Regions from separate parts of the Mus musculus genome. Here all the other regions are linked to region 2. A link is a loop called in an ENCODE intact Hi-C map of the cell type or tissue named here. Cell type or tissue: heart. All regions are shown on one strand. Each heading gives the region's core, and the rest is flanking DNA. Links, peaks and the distances in the headings are about the cores only. Region 1 has its middle 8.7 kb from the start of Guca1a. Region 2 holds the start of Tomm6 (translocase of outer mitochondrial membrane 6). Region 3 has its middle 28 kb from the start of Taf8.

Region 1 (5,289 bases), core at 1,771-4,270, 280 kb after region 2:
GACTTGCAAGTTTTAAGGGCTCTGTGGTCATGGAAGAGGTGGGTGATGACAGAGACCATTAGGTTTGCAGCAGTGGCCTGAGAGGTGTCCATACTGGCCATCCACAGCTAACTGGGTTGTTCTTTTTTTTTTTTTTTTCAAGCAAACGAATACTTTTATTAACATGTAAGATTTTGTTTACAACATGGTAAGGGTTTTGACCTCAAACACTTATCAGGTCTGCCACTCATACATTTATAGCTCGACTACATATGAACCTTTAAGACGCCTCTTCTTTTAAGTTTTGGGTCCATTGCAGGTTTTCCTTCCTAGGCCACACAGGGTATTGCAAGGATCTTTCATTTTATGGCCAGGATCTCCTCGAATATATGGGGATACCAACTTGTACAGACTAACAAGACCTCTTCTCCCATCCGAGGTTCCATTTCTTTTAGAAATGAGTTAGGCTGTCCCAACAAACTCACCAGGCAGGTTACAATAGATAGTGTAGCACATAAAATTTAAATTTTGCACAAAATACATCTCTCCTCCTTTGGTCTCACACAGAAATTAAAGTCCCCCAATAGAAACAATACTATCCTCCGACCCTTCTCCCAGGTCATCAGTCCTAGCCATGTAAGGCCCATCCACTGTCCCAGATGAAGTCTGGTCTCTTCTGCCATTGCTGCATGGAGTCTTCGAGAATTAACACAGCTCCTTCAGAACTTTCAGAGGCGGTGAGCTTCAACTCCGAGTCTCAAGTGTCACAGAGATCCAAAGTTCAGGGAGCTATCAGGTCACCCAAGAAAGAGCAAAGCACCTCAAAATTTAGGAACAACAACCAAAGGCCAGGAATGAACGTTATTCAACTGCCACAGGGCTTACAATCTAGGCCCTAATTCCCGTATGTGAGCGCATTTTCCAAATCAAAGTTATTTCCCCCAAACAAACAAAAAAAAGGAACCACTGAATAATCAAAAACTCATATCGAGGTCGCCAACCGCAGACCATAGCAGAAACGTAGTGTCAGTGAGAAACAGAGGGAAGACAGAGGGGAAAAGAAAAGAAAAAAAAAAAAGAAGGAGAAAAAAAAAAGGAAAACAAAAGGCTCTCTGGTTTCAGCTTCTCCAGGGTGTCATGTCAGCCAATCGCCATTACTCAACCAGAATCCATTGGCTGGAAACCGCGGCCGGCTCCTCACGAAGACTCGCTCTTCTCTATCCGCCGCACGAGCTGCACCAGCATCTCGGCCATCTTCGCCATCTCCTGCGCCTTCTCGTCGGCCTTCTCCGCCCGGGGGCCGCGGGGCTCGGCGCCGCCCGCGCCCTGCAGGTGGTTGAGGGCGCTCTCCTCGGAGGCCTCGACCTGCGTCTTGATCTGGATCAGCATATTGTCCATCTCCCACAGCTTGCCCCGGTTGCGCGCCGGCCCGCGCCCGCGCTCGCGCGTCAGCGACGCGATGTCCTCGCGCATCTCGTGGATGACGGGCAGCAGAAACTGCTCGAAGCCCTCCTCGTGCTCCAGCACCTCCACCTCCTCGGGCTCCGCCAGCTCCACCGCGTCCAGGGGCCGCATCGCCGCTGCTCTGCTCGTCTGCACGACCCTCACGGACCGAGCTCGGGCCGAGTCCTCAAAACTTCCGCCGCCGGTCCAACTTTCCGCCTCGGAGAAGCCACGGAGACGAGCGACTCTGGGTTGTTCTTTTACCAATTCTGTGATTTCAGTGACTACGGAATCAGCCATCATGAGATCACTTATACCACGGAATAACAAGCTCCTATATGTGGGTTCTCATGCAACAAGCTGGCCATGCTTGTCAGCAGCGCACCTGGGTGCATCAGGGCTGCTCTCCTTTGTGAGTCACAATTCTGCCCTGAATTCCAGCAGCTGCTGTTGGATGGAACATAGCTGCACACAGGAGTCGAGGCTGGTGTAGGGAGAGATAGGACACTTTCTCTGAAAAGATCGTTATGGAGAGAAGACAGAAAGGACCCCAGAGAGGGGCTGTTCTAACCCGTGCTGCCAGCTGTTTGTGATGGGCACTCCTTCAGCCTGCCAACCCTGGCTGAAACCAAGCCACCTGCAGCTCTTCTGCCCACCAGTCAGGGTTCAAGGAACCTGTGTGGGAAGGAGTGGGGTGGCCATTTAACCACGGCTCATTCTATCAATTTGTCCATTGTACCCTACTTTCAGAGGGTTCTCCCATCCTCTGTGCCAAACCCCTACCCCTAACCCCCAGACTGGGGCCTCTTTGTCAGTCCAGCAGCATAGCTTTCAACCGGGTCACAGGGAACAGAGGCTAGGATGCCTATTCGCTAGCTGTACAGAGCGTATCTGGTGTTGTACACCTTTAATCCCAGCACTCAGGAGGCAGAGGCAAGGCAGGTCAATATCTATGAGATCAGGGCAGCCTGGTCTATATATCAAGTTCCAGGTTGACCAGGGATACACAGCAAGACCCTGTTTCACACACACGCAGAAACCACCAAACACACACACATATGCACACACCCCCAAACACACCCACACGCACCCCACCCCCACCCCATTTGTGCAGCTCATTTTCTTTTGCATGAGCTTTTGACCAATCCTATTTTATGACCCCCACATCTTGCATCTCAGCCTTGGCTCCAGGCGTCCTGGTACGCTCCCTTTTTGAGACCCAAGCCTCTGTGGCTAGGTTAGATCTGTGTTTGTACCCCTCTTCCCTTCCTTGAGAACACGGAGGTTTCAATGTTCTCCACTCTAATCAATCACCATCCTTGCCAGCTCCCTTTTCCAACCTGACCTTTTGAGGCAGGGGTTTTTATCTTGTAGCCCAGGCTAGCCTGGATCTTGCTGTGGCCCCGGACAGGACTGGAACTTGCCATCTTCCTACCTCAGCCTCTCCTGGGTTCTGGGATTACAGGCATACACCACTGTGTACATCTTGTCTGTCGTCTGCCTCAATCTCTTGGGACTTGTACTTAATAATCATTTATTGCCATTTTGATGGAGTTTGGAGAAGCATCACAGATGAGTGCTGTGTTCAGGCTGTGTATAATAAGGGGTCTTAATCCTTTATTCAATAAATTAATCTTACTACAACAGTGAGAACTGGGTCTTCCTTTGAGAGACAGAGAAACCGCCAGAATCATCTGCGCCCTTCCAGACCATTCGATCCATACTGAGGGTGCAGGGTTGGGTTTTCAGCAGGAGTTTAACTCTATAAGCCAGAGCCTCTGCGCCCCCTAGAGTTTCACCTCAGAAGTACAGCCTCCAGCGCTCCTCAGCCCCGTGCTCTGACCAGGATGGAGTGGAGTGGAGTGTCTTAATCCCAGCATTAACAGTTCGCTCAGGATTCTGTTATGTACTTAGGAGTCAGAGTGATCTCACCGTACCCCAACTTCTGCCATCCTTCTCCTGACCCACCCATGCTTCTTGGTCCATTTTATTCAGCTATAAAACTATCCACAGCAGCATGACGCTCGCCTATCCTCGCCATGCCTTTCTGTGACTACACATGCACCTCGGACTTCCCTGTTTTTATCCTCGTGCGTGCCTATCGAGAGCTTGCCTAGTTTCAATTCCCAGTTAAACAAATCAAGATGTTACTCTCAAAAAATATTACTCAAGGGGGCTGGACAAAGGCTCAGTGGTTGAGTGCCCTGACTGCTTTTCCAGAGGACCCCAATTGGTTCCCAGTACCCTAAGCTAGAACAATGTATAACTTCAGTTCTGGAGGATCCCACGCCCCCTTCTGGTTTCTATGGGAACAGCACACACACACACAGTGCACAGACATGCATGCAGGCTGTCTTAAAAGGACAGCCTAATAAGGACATAGCAACTCTTATAAGGACAACACTTAATTGGGCCTGGCTAACAGGTTTAGAGGTTCAGTCCAGTATCATCAAGGAGGAAACATGGCAGCCTCAATGGCAGCACAATCAGGAATGGTACAGGAGGAGCTGAGAGTTCTACATCTTCATCTCAAGGCTGCTAGTGGAAGACTGGCTTCCAGAAAGCTAGGACAAAGCCCACGCCCACAGTGACACACCCACTCCAATAGGCCACACCTACTCCAACAGGGCCGAACCCTCTAATAGTGTCATTCCCTGGGCTAAGAATATATAAACCATCACATTCCATTCCCTGGCCCCCATAAGCTTGTTCAAACACATGAGTCTATGTGGGGTCATATCTACCCATAGCATAATAAAAAATTACATTTAGCCCAACTTCCAAAGTTCCCATAGTTTATAGCAGCACCAACAATGTTAAAAGTCTAAAATTCAAAGTCTCTTCTGAGATCCATTCAATCTCTTAACTGTAATCCCTGAATCAAGACAGGAAACCCTGGGCAAACTCCAAACTCTGCATCTCCATGTCTGATATCAAAGAAGTCTTCAGATCTCCAACTGCTTTCTCATCTTTGTTGACTGCAACAAACTTCTTTTCCTGGTTTGCTGGTTCCACTCCCTGTTAGCAGCTTTCCTCAGCAGATAGCCCACAGATCTGGCATGTCAAACATCTTCGGGGCCTCCAAGGCAACTTCAACATTCCAGCTTCTTGTTCCAGTGTCTGGGATCCACACATGATCTTCTGGGCTCCTCTAAAGGACTTGTGTCACTTTTCCAGCTCTGCTCTCTGTAGCTCTCTAAGCTCAGGTTAATCCACTCTATTGTTGCTGCTGTTCTTGGTGATCATCTCATGGTACTGGCATCTCCAATGAGATGATGCTGGGGTCTTCTGCTGCAACTAGACTTCGCGAATAGCCTCTCATGGTGCCAAGCCTTAACTTCTTTGCATGAACCCCTCAGTCCAGGGCCATCAATTGCAACTGAGGCTGTACCATCACCAATGGCTTTCCAAGGTCTCTCACAGTGCCAAGCCTCAGCTGCTCTTCAAGACCCCTTCATTGCCTTCAAAACCAGTACCACCTGGGTGACTTTTACACATTACCAAGTCCAGCTGCAGCACAAGGTACAACCTTGACTATCTCTGGAACATAGCTTCTTTGTGCTTTCAGAAAACATTCCCTTGCATAAATTGTCTAGTCGTCCCTTTTGGTTTTGACTCTAAAGCCAGAGCCACATGGCTGAAGTTGCTGAGGTTTGCTGCTTGCTGAAACTTGCCCCCCTGCCTTATTTTATTACCAACTTTCTGTTTTCCAACTCCCACACTACCTAAGATTTGCTGTCCTGGGACTGGCTCTGTAGATTGACCTTGAACTCAGAGATCTGCATGGCTGTCTCCTGTAATGCTGGGATTAGAGGCATGTACCACCAATGCCTGGATTTAAGCTTTTCTTCACCTAGAACCTGCTTT
Region 2 (5,289 bases), core at 959-3,458:
TAGAAATATGATCGTTTAGCATTTATTGAGGCCCCACCGTGTACAGCCTAAAGGCTTAGACTTCACTAGGGGAGCCAAGGCAGCTATGAAGCAGAGAGAACACACAGACCTGAAAGCGATGCTGAGATCTAGTTTCATGGGAACAGGAGCCAAGCTATCTGGTGACTGTTCAAAGTGCTAAGGGGCCCCTATGTGGTGGCCATTTCCATGGGCCCCAGAATGAACAGAACGAATTGCGTTCTCTTCCCTTTTTTGAGCACATGTGCTGTTCTCTCCCAAGGCTCTACTTCTTTCTGACCTGGTATCTAAGCCTTACAGAGCTTTCTGGTCCTCCTGGTGTTCTACCCTGAGGTCTGGGTGCATGGGAACCTGTTTCAGCAGGAACGCTACTGTCTGGCCCTAGGGGAGGAGGAACTGGCCCAACTTCGACTCTTCTGTGCCCAGCGGAAGCAGAAATCCCTGGGACAGGGGGTGGCCCGTCTACTGCCTCCTAAGCTTGAAGGATACACCTGTAAGAAGGTAGGGAGTCTGCCTCCCTCCTCCATCCCTGAGCCTTCCCCTTCCTCTATCCTTTGCTCTCTTGCTTCTGAAGAAGGGTCTTGGGGGACTTTGGTGGAGAAGTGGTTTCAGGAGCAGTGATTTGGTAAATGTTAAAATGGAAGCCAGGTTTGGGGGGGTTGGTGGCCTTTCTTGGGGAGAGGGGCCTGCAAGCACATATGAGAACAGTCAGATTGGGGGTTGTGGTAGAAGAGCCATGAAAGGAGCTAAGAAGAGAAGCGTCAGATTCTGATCAGCTCAGTGTCGTGCCCCCCCCCCCCCCCCACCTGGCAGTGCAAGAAGCTACTGGATCCAGGGGAGTATGGAGTGTTCGCGGCCAGGGCTGGTGAGCAGAGCTGCTGGCACAGACCCTGCTTTGCTTGCCAGGCCTGTGGCCAGGGCCTCATAAACCTCATCTACTTCTACCACGAGGGGCACCTGTACTGTGGCCGTCATCATGCGGAGCTCTTACGACCTCGATGTCCAGCTTGTGACCAGGTAGAGTACCAAGAGGAGGCACTAGGGGAGTTCCCAGGAACACACAGGGACAAGGAACAGGCTGCAGGCTCATCAGAACTAGGAACCAGCCAGGGCCACCCCATTCCCTTTTGTTCTCTTGAGGTATGGGCCTGTGGGACCTGACCTGTTGCCTTTATTTATCTCTCTCTCTCTCTTCCCCAGTTCGAGCAGAGGTCCTTAAATTAGTTTGGACTCAGAACGTTTCTGGATCCTTGAGCAGGTGTTTATCTCATCACTATGTCAGATGATCAATGCTGTGCTTGCCCAATTCTAGAAGGATCTTAACATCAACATGAAAGGCCGTATTGAATCTTGGGATAGGAGTTAGGGAAGCTCTGGGGTCCAACTTCGGACTGGGCCACCTGCTACGTGGACGTTCCGGCCCAAAGCCAATCACCCTCTCTGAATCCAAAAGTCACAAAGTACTTCAAATCAGAACGCCTGTGGGCATAGCGTTAATGGGTATAAGGCGTGGTTATTGGATGAATGAAAGAATGGGTGAGTGAATGAATGAATGAATGAATGAATCGGTTTCCTTTCCCTCACCCAGCTGATCTTCTCCCAGCGCTGCACTGAAGCAGAGGGACAGCGCTGGCACGAGAACCACTTCTGCTGCCAGGACTGCGCAGGGCCCCTGGATGGGGGACGTTATGCCCTGCCGGGGGGTAGCCCATGCTGCCCCAGCTGCTTCTCAAAACGCTACAGAAGTGCGGGCTCTAGCTCAGTAGGAGTAGCGGAAGGACAAGCGTCTTTTGGTAAAGGAGGGGACGGTGCAGATCTTAAGGGGAGGGAGCGGCGGCTTGGGCTGAGCATAGAAGGGGGTAATTTCCCAGATCAGAACCCTTCGCCCCATGCCTACGCTGTCCTACCCGCTCCAGCAACACCCAGTCCTCCCACCGCAACCCCCAGACGCGAGCATTGGGGCCCGCAGCTCTCACCGCGCGTCCCTGGCCTGCGAGCTCCAAAGGCCTCTTGAACCCACCCGGCGGGGCTGCGGCGCCGGACTCGCTCCCAGGCGGGGGAGGCGGTCGCCCACTGGTGGACGGAGGCGGGGGGGCCCCTGGGGTAGACTGGCGGCAGCGGTGGCGCGCACGGCACAGCCTGGGGCGGGGCGGGAGGCTGCACGCAACCCTGGCCCGCCTCTTGCACAAGGACTTGGGGGCTCTGAGATGGGCATTTCTGATGGGTTTGGAACAGAGGAAGAAGGACCCGATCCAAGCGTCGGCTGGAACCGTGCCTCCTCGGATGACAAGATCACCTCCCGAGCTGCGCTTCTCTCTGCAGTTCCCACTCTCACCCTGGAAACCCTGAATGGGGCATCCAAACGGCAGGATAGAGACGGCCCACAGACACCCGGGAGTCCCATAGAGGACAGCCCCTGCCCCACCTGCTCCTCTTCCTCTGAGTCGGAACCCGAAGGCTTTTTCTTTGGCCAGCGCCTTCCAGAGCCCTGGAAGACCCCCGAAAACCTGCAAGCAGATGACAGAGACATCTCCAGGAAGCACTGCACCATTTGTTAGTGGCGCGGCCTGGAGATCAGGGTGGTGGGATTGGGGTGGGGTGGGGTGGGGGGACTTATGTAGCGAGATAACAAGGCTGTGCTGTGTAAAGACCGGACACAGAAGGCAGCCAGGCACGCGGGATAATCCCATTGGTACTGCACGCTCTCTGACCTGAAAGACACTTTCTTGGGAGCATCCCACTGCCCAGCGCCTACAGGGTGAGCTAACCCCTATCCGCAGAGGCTGGGCTAGCCTCACCGTCATCACCTTGCTTAAACTAACTGGGTTGTAGAGCAGCACTGGGAACCGACCCCCGTCCCTGGGAGGCGGGGCCGCGGGGCTCCGCCTCCGATCAGGCGTCCTGGCTCTACGAACTCCTGGAGGAGGTGGGGGCGGGCCTTCTCGCTCATTTCTTACGCTGATCGGCGGAAGTGCGGAGATCGGAAGTTGCGCAATCGGCTTGCGACGACCCGGTGCGACGCTCGGTTGGTACGTGCTTAGTGCTGGTATGGCTTCCAGCGGAGTGACGGTGAGCGCCGCCGGGTCGGCCAGCGAGGCCTCAGAGGTTCCAGACAACGTGGGAGACTGGCTCCGCGGTGTCTTCCGCTTCGCCACCGATCGAAACGACTTCCGGAGGTAACCAAGCCCGGGCCGTCTCTGGTCCTCATAAACTTAAACTTGTATTTCCTTACCTGGTGAGTCTGGCATGCATCCCCAGAGGTTTTATCGCTTTGAGAACCTTGTGGTCTCGTGGTGGCAAAAGACACCCTGTCACGTGGCTTTCAAGGAATGACGCTCCGGGCTACAGCGATAGTTCAGACGCCAAGCCTGAGGATTTGGGATCCATGGGACCCGCCGATCCATGAGACCCGCAGGGTACAAGAAGAGACCAACCCCTGCGGGTTGTACTGACCTCCACACGTGCGCTGTGTCGCGTGCACGCGCACGCACATACACAAATTAAAGAACGTCATATTTTTAAAGAAATCGCCCTAACCTAGAAGGCAGGGAAGGGGTGCCAACGCATAAGCAAATTTTAGCCCCCGCAGAGTACTAAGTTGGCCTTGGCTTGTGTTAGTAGATGCGAACGTAAAATTCTCATGTGCATATTAGGAGGACATACCCCTGTATCAGGTGTCAGTCAGCACCTCCAGAAGGTGGTGCTGAGAGGAAACTTGCCATAGTATGTCATTAGCTGCATGAGACTCTCGGACTGTAGGGTTAATGAAATGTATTCTTGACCCAGGAACTTGATCCTCAATTTGGGACTCTTTGCTGCGGGAGTCTGGCTGGCCAGGAACTTGAGTGACATTGATTTGATGGCCCCTCAGCCAGGGGTGTAGCCAGGTAAGACTTCACTTTCCCCTGCCTATTTCAGGAATCCTAAAAGATGAAGACAGCAGTATGTTCTGTCAGCTAGTCACAGAAGTAGGGAAGATTCTTGGGGTAAAGCCTTGCCCTTGTGTTTCTAGGTGAGAGCAGTTCTCCTGTGTTTCCCCGTTTCTGATGCTGTTATCTGCTTACAGAGAATGGAACTCCTGTGTATTCAGACTTTCCAAAGACAGCCTACTGTCTGTGACCACAAGATCCTACCTGAGTGGCAGCTGAAGTTGACTCCCTCTCCTTGCCTGAACCCCCCCCCACTGCCCCCCCATCCCCCAGTGTCGGCTGAGATGTTGCCTCTGCACGGTTCTGTGTGCAGTTCCCAACTTTCTGCAGAAGATGGTCCTTGCCCTTGTCCTGAAGAGTAGTAATGGTTCTTGAAAAAGATTTCAAATAAAGCCTGCACATAAAAGACAGGTATTTTATTCTTTTAATAAGAAACTTATTACAAAAACAAGGTGTAAAAAGTCCGCTTACAAAAATCAAATAAACATGACTTGTATTTCACACTCAAGAGACAGGCATGAGCCCCAAACATGATCTGCAGTGGAGATGAAATGGGAATGGGACCACCCACTTCCCAGGGATGCACACGTGCCGCAAAGCTGATTCTTGAGCAGTTCCTACTGCTGAGTCTTCCTGTAGGAAGAAGGTGGTGGTTGTCGTTTTAGTTTGCCAGGTGGGTTCTCCAGGGACCAGGGAGGCATTGTTGGGATAGAGTGAGACCTGGTGGCAGGAGTGGACAGTGATGTGTGGGTGGAGACAAACGTGTCAGGGAGCACAAGGAAGCAGCTTCCTTCACAAACAAAGGTGCTCCCTACCCTGAAATTCACACTGGTGCTGCTGTCTGGTGTTCTTCCAGGCACGCAGAAACCAGCACAGAAAGACTCCTGTACCAGGGAACCAGGTGGCGGTAGAGACGGGGTCTCCATAGTTTCATGTAGTCAATTGACTGGGTATTTTAAAACTTTTTTTATGCACCAGCCGCTTTGGAACTGGTTGTGGGTCACAGCATGCGTCGGAAAGGATTAGTGTGTCTGGGTCATAGCTGCATGACTGTTACAGATGTTACTTAAAAAAGGAAAAAGACAAAGCAGCTTTCCTGGACCTGCTGGCACATAGCTCATCCAGTCAGTTCTCTGAGGCCTACCAGTATAGCTCATTGCAGAAAAGGCTTCAATTTGACCTCCAGAAAATAATTGGGGTTGGGGGAGGCATAATTAAAAGTGTTTGTTTTTTGTTCTTTTGCGGGGGGGGGGGGGGGAGGGGGAGATATCTGGTTCTTGTGCTGGTCTGTAGTCCAGGCTGGCCTCAAACTTAGCTACATAGTTGAAGATGGTCATGAACT
Region 3 (5,289 bases), core at 1,223-3,722, 210 kb after region 2:
GAGATGATGTCAGCTGGCCACGTAAAAATAAATGACCAAGTTGCCAGCTGGTGTTCAGGGTGGAGCCGTGGGAGTCATTGAGGTAAGGGTGGGAGTTGGGGTCACCTCTACTCTCCAGGCCTAACCTTGTGAGCGTCCAACGAGAGAAACCAGCTAGCTGACTTGAAGGGCCGACAGGCTGAGACTCTCCACTATGATCTTAAGCCATGCTCAGGCAAAGAGCATATTTCTCTCAGTGTGGTGACCCAGCCTTTCCAGTCCCCACTCACTCTCTCAGACATGTGTGCATCATGGTAATGGGGATCACTGACATGTGATGTCATCATACATGTGACATGTATGGTGTTCTGCCTGACAAGACTTGGGTGTGCTAGGGTCCCCCAGACACCTCCAGCCATACTGTATCAACGTGGGAGGTTTACTGCGGAAGCCAAGTGGGGTGATAAATTCCTTTAGTCCCAGTACTCTGGAAGCTAAAGTTGCCTATAGTGCAAGACCCAAGCATGAGGAAGGTAGGTCAGGGGATCTCTGTGGGTTTAGTAACACCCCGTCTTGGAACAGTTTGCCTGGGCTGTATGGTTCCCAGCATCCACTTGATGGCTCAAAATCATCCTGAGTTCACCATCCAGGAGGCCAGACGCCCTCTTCTGGTCAGCTCAGGCACTGCATGCACATAGTCCACATACATACAAGCAGGCAAAACACTCAGGCACATAAAATAAATCTTTTTTTAAAAAAAGTAGCTGAAGATAAAATCTGGTTAGTAGCATTCTTCTTTAGCATGAACAAGGGCCCAGGTCCACTCCCCAGCATTGCATAAACCAGGTGTCTAATTCAGATCTTGGAAGGTGGAGGCAGAAATTCAGGGTTATCCTCAGCTACTGTCGTTCTAGGCTAGCCTGCGTTAGCAGGTTTGGTGGCAAGCACCTTTACCCACTGAGCCATTTCTCCAGTCCCAAGTGTAGGGTGTCTCGTCCTCAATGCTGCTGACGTTTGTAGCTGAGTTCTGGGGAATGGCCCTGTGCATCTTGACCTACTTAGTACCCCTGGCCTCTGCGTAGTGAACGCTGGTAATCTTTTCCTCCCAGTGTCAGCAAAACCATGTCTCCAGACATTGCCACTGCCCTATTGGGGACCAAGGTCAACCCCAACACAAGGAGCACTGAACTTAAGTCTAACCCCAGGGCTGTCCAGGTGCCAACAAGAAACTGCTGGAAACAAAGTCCAAGTAGCAGAGACCTCCTCTAAGCTAGAACATGCCTTCCTCCAAGCTAGAACATGCCTTCCTTCCCAGAATGGTTTAAATTCCCTGAGTGTTCCAGGAGAAGAGGATTTCAAAGCCTTCAAAGCTCTGTATGGTTTCTTTTTTTCTTTTTAAGATTGATTTATTTATTATTTATTTATTTATTTATTTATTTATTATATGTGTGTGCACTGTAGCTATCTTCAGACACTCCAGAAGAGGGCCTCAGACGGTTGTGAGCCACCATGTGGTTGCTGGGATTTGAACTCAGGACCTTTGGAAGAGCAGTCGGTGCTCTTACCCACCAAGCCATCTCTCCAGCCCTCTGTATGGTTTCTTTTTTTTTTTTTTTAAGATTTATTTATTTATTATGTGAGTACACTGTAGCTGTCTTCAGACACTCCAGAAGAGGGCATCAGGTTTCGTTATGGATGGTTGTGAGCCATGTGGTTGCTGGGATTTGAACTCGGGACCTTTGGAAGAGCAGTCTGCGCTCTTAACCACTGAGCCATCTCGCCAGCCCCCTCTCTGTATGGTTTCTTATTTTTACTTATTTACTTACCTTTCAGATAGAGTCTCACTCTATAGCCTGGGACTCTTGCTGTGTATACAAGGCTGGTAAAATTTTTGCATGTGTGTGTGTTGTAAGAGACCTTGGGACAGGCTTATGTGTAAGGGAGCCCTGTGGAAGTGCCCTAGGACTGTACAGGGAAGGAGAGAAGGAGAGCAGAGAGAGGCTGCCTATGTTTGCAGTGACCGGGTCCTGAGCTGCCATGATCCTCCGGGACTGAGAAAAAGGACTGGTCAACAGTGGGGGGCGTGGCCTTGGGTGGGACAGCACTCTCAAGGGAGAGACTCCAGTGAGATCAGCAGGGGCACTTCTGGCCTCTGGAGGTGCAAGGGCTTCAGGCAAGGAGTGTAGCTCAGTGAGACAGCACTTGCCTGCACCAAGCAAGTACGGCCCCAGCATCCACCCCCAGTACCACAAAGTGTGTCTTTGGTGCATGGACATGGTGACAGTCCATATGGAGTCCACCATGTGAACTGACACCTATGGGATTGAAAACATTGTGGATACCAGGTAATTACTCTCCGGCTTCCCCTTTCCCTCTTCTGTCTTTCTTGGAACAAGAATCTAGACAGGTGCAGGCACACCTACACACACCACACTGCCTTGGAGGCAGAGGGCAGATCGGGAGGTGGTTCCTGCCTCCTTCCAGCTGTGTGGCCTGGGACAGGTCACTTGCACTGCGTGGGGACTGTAGTTTCTTCACAGGGAGCCGAATGTGATTATCTGCTGAGAGAACTGAGCAGACAGTTCTCAGATGTGTACCTGCCATACTTGGGAACTGGTTAGAAATAAGCCTCTGGAGTTTATCTTCACAAGAACTCCAGTGCATCCCATACCTAGGAGAAGCCAGGTCAACCAACAACTCTTGGATGTAAATCTGAACTCAGAACTTAATCTGTGCTGGGGGCAGTGCCGGCAGCGGTGAGCACAGCGCCACCTGCTGACGGATTTGGGCATGCTCGCAGGGCGCAGCTAGGACAGCAGAGCAAATGCATGGGGCTGCATTCATTTTCCTTCGTCCAACCGGGGAATCAGGTGAAAGTGAAGAGCAGGTAAAGAGCAGCAGTAAATGCCTGAGAGATGTCACCAAAGTACAACAGCCCAGTGCCTAGGTCAGGCCACTTAGGACAAAGGGCACATACCTTTGTCAAGTGTTTGAATGGGACAAGCATGCAAATAAATGGTGACCCTCCTTCCCCAGCACAGCTCCAGTCCCCAAATTACCAAGAGTCCCTGTCCCACAGGACCAACCTTCCTGCTTAAAAGGCAACTGAAGAGGTCCCAAAGCAATTCCGCAGCGCCTGGCGGCCCAGGGCCTTTGGAAGGAGGTACAGGAGGAGGCCCTGGTCTCAACACATCCAGGCCAGCTGACTAATGGTGGGAAGCCGGCCCCACCCTTGAGCTGTAGAGATGAAAGGGGCCACAGTTTCAGAGGGTAGGCAGGTGGGGTTAGCAGGTCAGGACAGGCTTGCTTGGCAGCTCAGCCCTCACCCCTTGGCTCCAAAAATTACCTGTCCTACTGGGTTTAATACCCAGTACTACAAAAATAAAACCAATCAATAAATCAATAAAACAGATGTGGGCATTTGGCATCCAGCATCGGGAGGTTAAGACAGGTCGATTGGGAGTTCAAGGCTGTCCTCTGCTTCATAACAAGTTCATGCCCAGCATGGGTTATAAGAAACTCTGTCTGAAGGGGGAGGGGGGAGCAGATGTGGGGCCATCTTTTCTGCTGAGGGAAGCCAGACCCTGGGCTCCAAACACAACCATCCTTGGGACATATCCTTGCTGCTCTAAGCCAGGCTGGCTCACCAGGGCTAGGTTCACACAGTATGGCTTCTGAAACTAAGGTGTGGCCAACCAGACCCTGGCGCACTATCACCAACCTCAGCTCTCCACTTATTGGCAGTAGAGCCGCTTTTTCCCGTTTTCCTCCCCGATCCCACCGTGCTGGCTGAATGGAAGGAATGTGGGTGGGTGGGAGCCCTTAGGAAAGGCTGAGCCAGAGGGAATGGTCACAGCTAGAAGACAGGCAGCTGTGAGGAAACAGGAGGGCGAGGGTGTGAGTCAGGTCAGCTATTTGGAGCAACTTGATTCCTGCGTTGGAGGCTTGATTTCCTCACCGCTGCAATGCAAACGGGAGACTTAACACCCCAGTAAATGTTAGAGGACCGTCCTAAGCAACCAGAGAGTGAGCAAACTTTCCCAACGGTCAGGGTTATGTAAGTGTCGGGAGGTTTCAGCCTGAAGGATGTGGATGAAGGATGTGTGGAGGGCCAGGATAACGTGTAAAAATGGTTATCTTTGTGATGGGAAGCTCTCGAGGACTCAGGCAAGGACCCAGCAAAGAGTCAGACACACACAGCTGAAGTTCAGACCTGTCATTTTCAGACCAGCTAGTGGAAATGCAAGCACACAGCTCGTTAGGAGGGGTGGGGGTAGGGGGGATAGCTCATCCGTAGAGCACATGCCTAGCATGCAGGAGGCCCTGGGTTCAACTCTCAGTACTACAGTTAAAAGGAATAAATAGAACTGTAGAGCTGGGCATGGTGGTGTCCAGCACTCTTGAAGGTTCAGGCAGGAGGATTGGAGAGTTCAAGGCCAGTCTTGATACATAGCAATTTGTAGTCAGTCTGGGCTACAAGAGGCGGGGTGGGGTGGGGGTGGGGAATAGAGCAGCAACTGTGGGGTCCTTATCCTGGGTTAACCCCCATGACCCCGCTACTGCACCTCCAGGGCTCTCTGCCTCTCAGTTGCTGGGATCAAAGGTGTATTTTGTATTTTAATTTATTTTGTGCCTGTGAGTAGGGAAAACATGTAGAAACCAGAGGACAACCTGGAGTCAGTTCTCACCTCCCTCCATGCAGATCCCCGGGTCTGAACTCAGGCTGCCAGACCATCAAGCCTGCTTTACCCCTGGGCCATTTCATTGACGTTTAAAATAATAATAATCATAATAATATTTAACATTTCTGCGTGCTCCTCTTTTAAAAAAAAAAAAAAGACAGCCCTGCCGGGCGTGGTAATCCCAGCACTCGGGAGGCAGAGGCAGGCAGATTTCTGAGTTTGAGGCCAGCCTGGTCTACAAAGTGAGTTCCAGGACAGCCAGGGCTATACAGAGAAATCCTGCCTGGGGGGGGGGGGACGGACAGTCCTGTATGTCTTGAAATTTGCTATGTAGACCAGGCTGGCCTTGAACTCACAGAGATCCACCTTCCTCTTCCTCCAAGTGCTGGGATTAAAGGTGTACACTGCCACGCCTGGCTTGTGTGTACCCCTTTTTATCTGTGTGCGTGTGCACATGCATGTGGGGGGGGGGAGGGAGGGGGTGAGAGAGAGAGAGAGAGAGAGAGAGAGAGAGAGCTGGAGGGCAGCCGCAGGCATAACCCTCAGGAAGGTCATCTAGCTTGAGACAGGTTCCCTCATTGACCTGGGTCTTAAACTTAGAGCGGCAGTGTGGCCAGATTCCGTCTCC

The links. Hi-C counts contacts between places; a loop is a spot of excess contacts. Peaks named below come from ENCODE experiments on the same cell type or tissue, not always from the same donor. Only the 100,000 strongest peaks of a DNase experiment are listed, where the experiment ranks them.
Region 1: it touches region 2 in a loop (2.1-fold over the local background); 4 of 42 quality-filtered maps call a loop at or near these places.
Region 3: a loop joins it to region 2, with 2.6 times the contacts of the local background. A loop is called at or near these places in 7 of 42 quality-filtered maps.

What each region holds. Positions count from the first base shown.
Region 1 is chr17:47,406,628-47,411,916 of GRCm38, reverse strand. It overlaps a transcript of Guca1a not described here and the pseudogene Gm5814. Among named protein-coding and RNA genes, the nearest start is that of Guca1a, 8.7 kb to the right of the region's middle. In heart, for the core only: a CTCF peak has its summit at 3,215; a DNase peak (open chromatin) is centred at 3,226; H3K4me3 peaks cover 306 bases; H3K27me3 peaks cover 2,500 bases.
Region 2 is chr17:47,685,804-47,691,092 of GRCm38, reverse strand. Tomm6 (translocase of outer mitochondrial membrane 6) reads left to right here and starts at 2,707. Exons shown (of 3, transcript NM_025365.3): 1 at 2,707-3,194; 2 at 3,805-3,905; 3 at 4,085-4,448. The coding sequence starts at 3,067. The coding sequence ends at 3,901. Prickle4 (prickle planar cell polarity protein 4) reads left to right here. Exons shown (of 7, transcript NM_001290337.1): 4 at 382-519; 5 at 832-1,035; 6 at 1,607-1,811; 7 at 2,254-2,619. The coding sequence ends at 2,576. Tomm6os (translocase of outer mitochondrial membrane 6, opposite strand) reads right to left here and starts at 3,483. Exons shown (of 3, transcript NR_045945.1): 1 at 2,976-3,483; 2 at 2,444-2,525; 3 at 1-2,363. Gm20517 (predicted gene 20517) reads right to left here. Exons shown (of 9, transcript NR_157366.1): 9 at 4,354-5,289. It also overlaps Usp49 and a transcript of Frs3 not described here. In heart, for the core only: a CTCF peak has its summit at 2,083 (motif pointing left); DNase peaks (open chromatin) are centred at 1,432, 2,102 and 2,872; H3K4me3 peaks cover 2,148 bases; H3K27ac peaks cover 1,889 bases; H3K27me3 peaks cover 553 bases.
Region 3 is chr17:47,471,246-47,476,534 of GRCm38, reverse strand. No RefSeq gene overlaps it. Among named protein-coding and RNA genes, the nearest start is that of Taf8, 28 kb to the left of the region's middle. In heart, for the core only: a CTCF peak has its summit at 2,758 (motif pointing left); a DNase peak (open chromatin) is centred at 2,755; H3K27ac peaks cover 53 bases.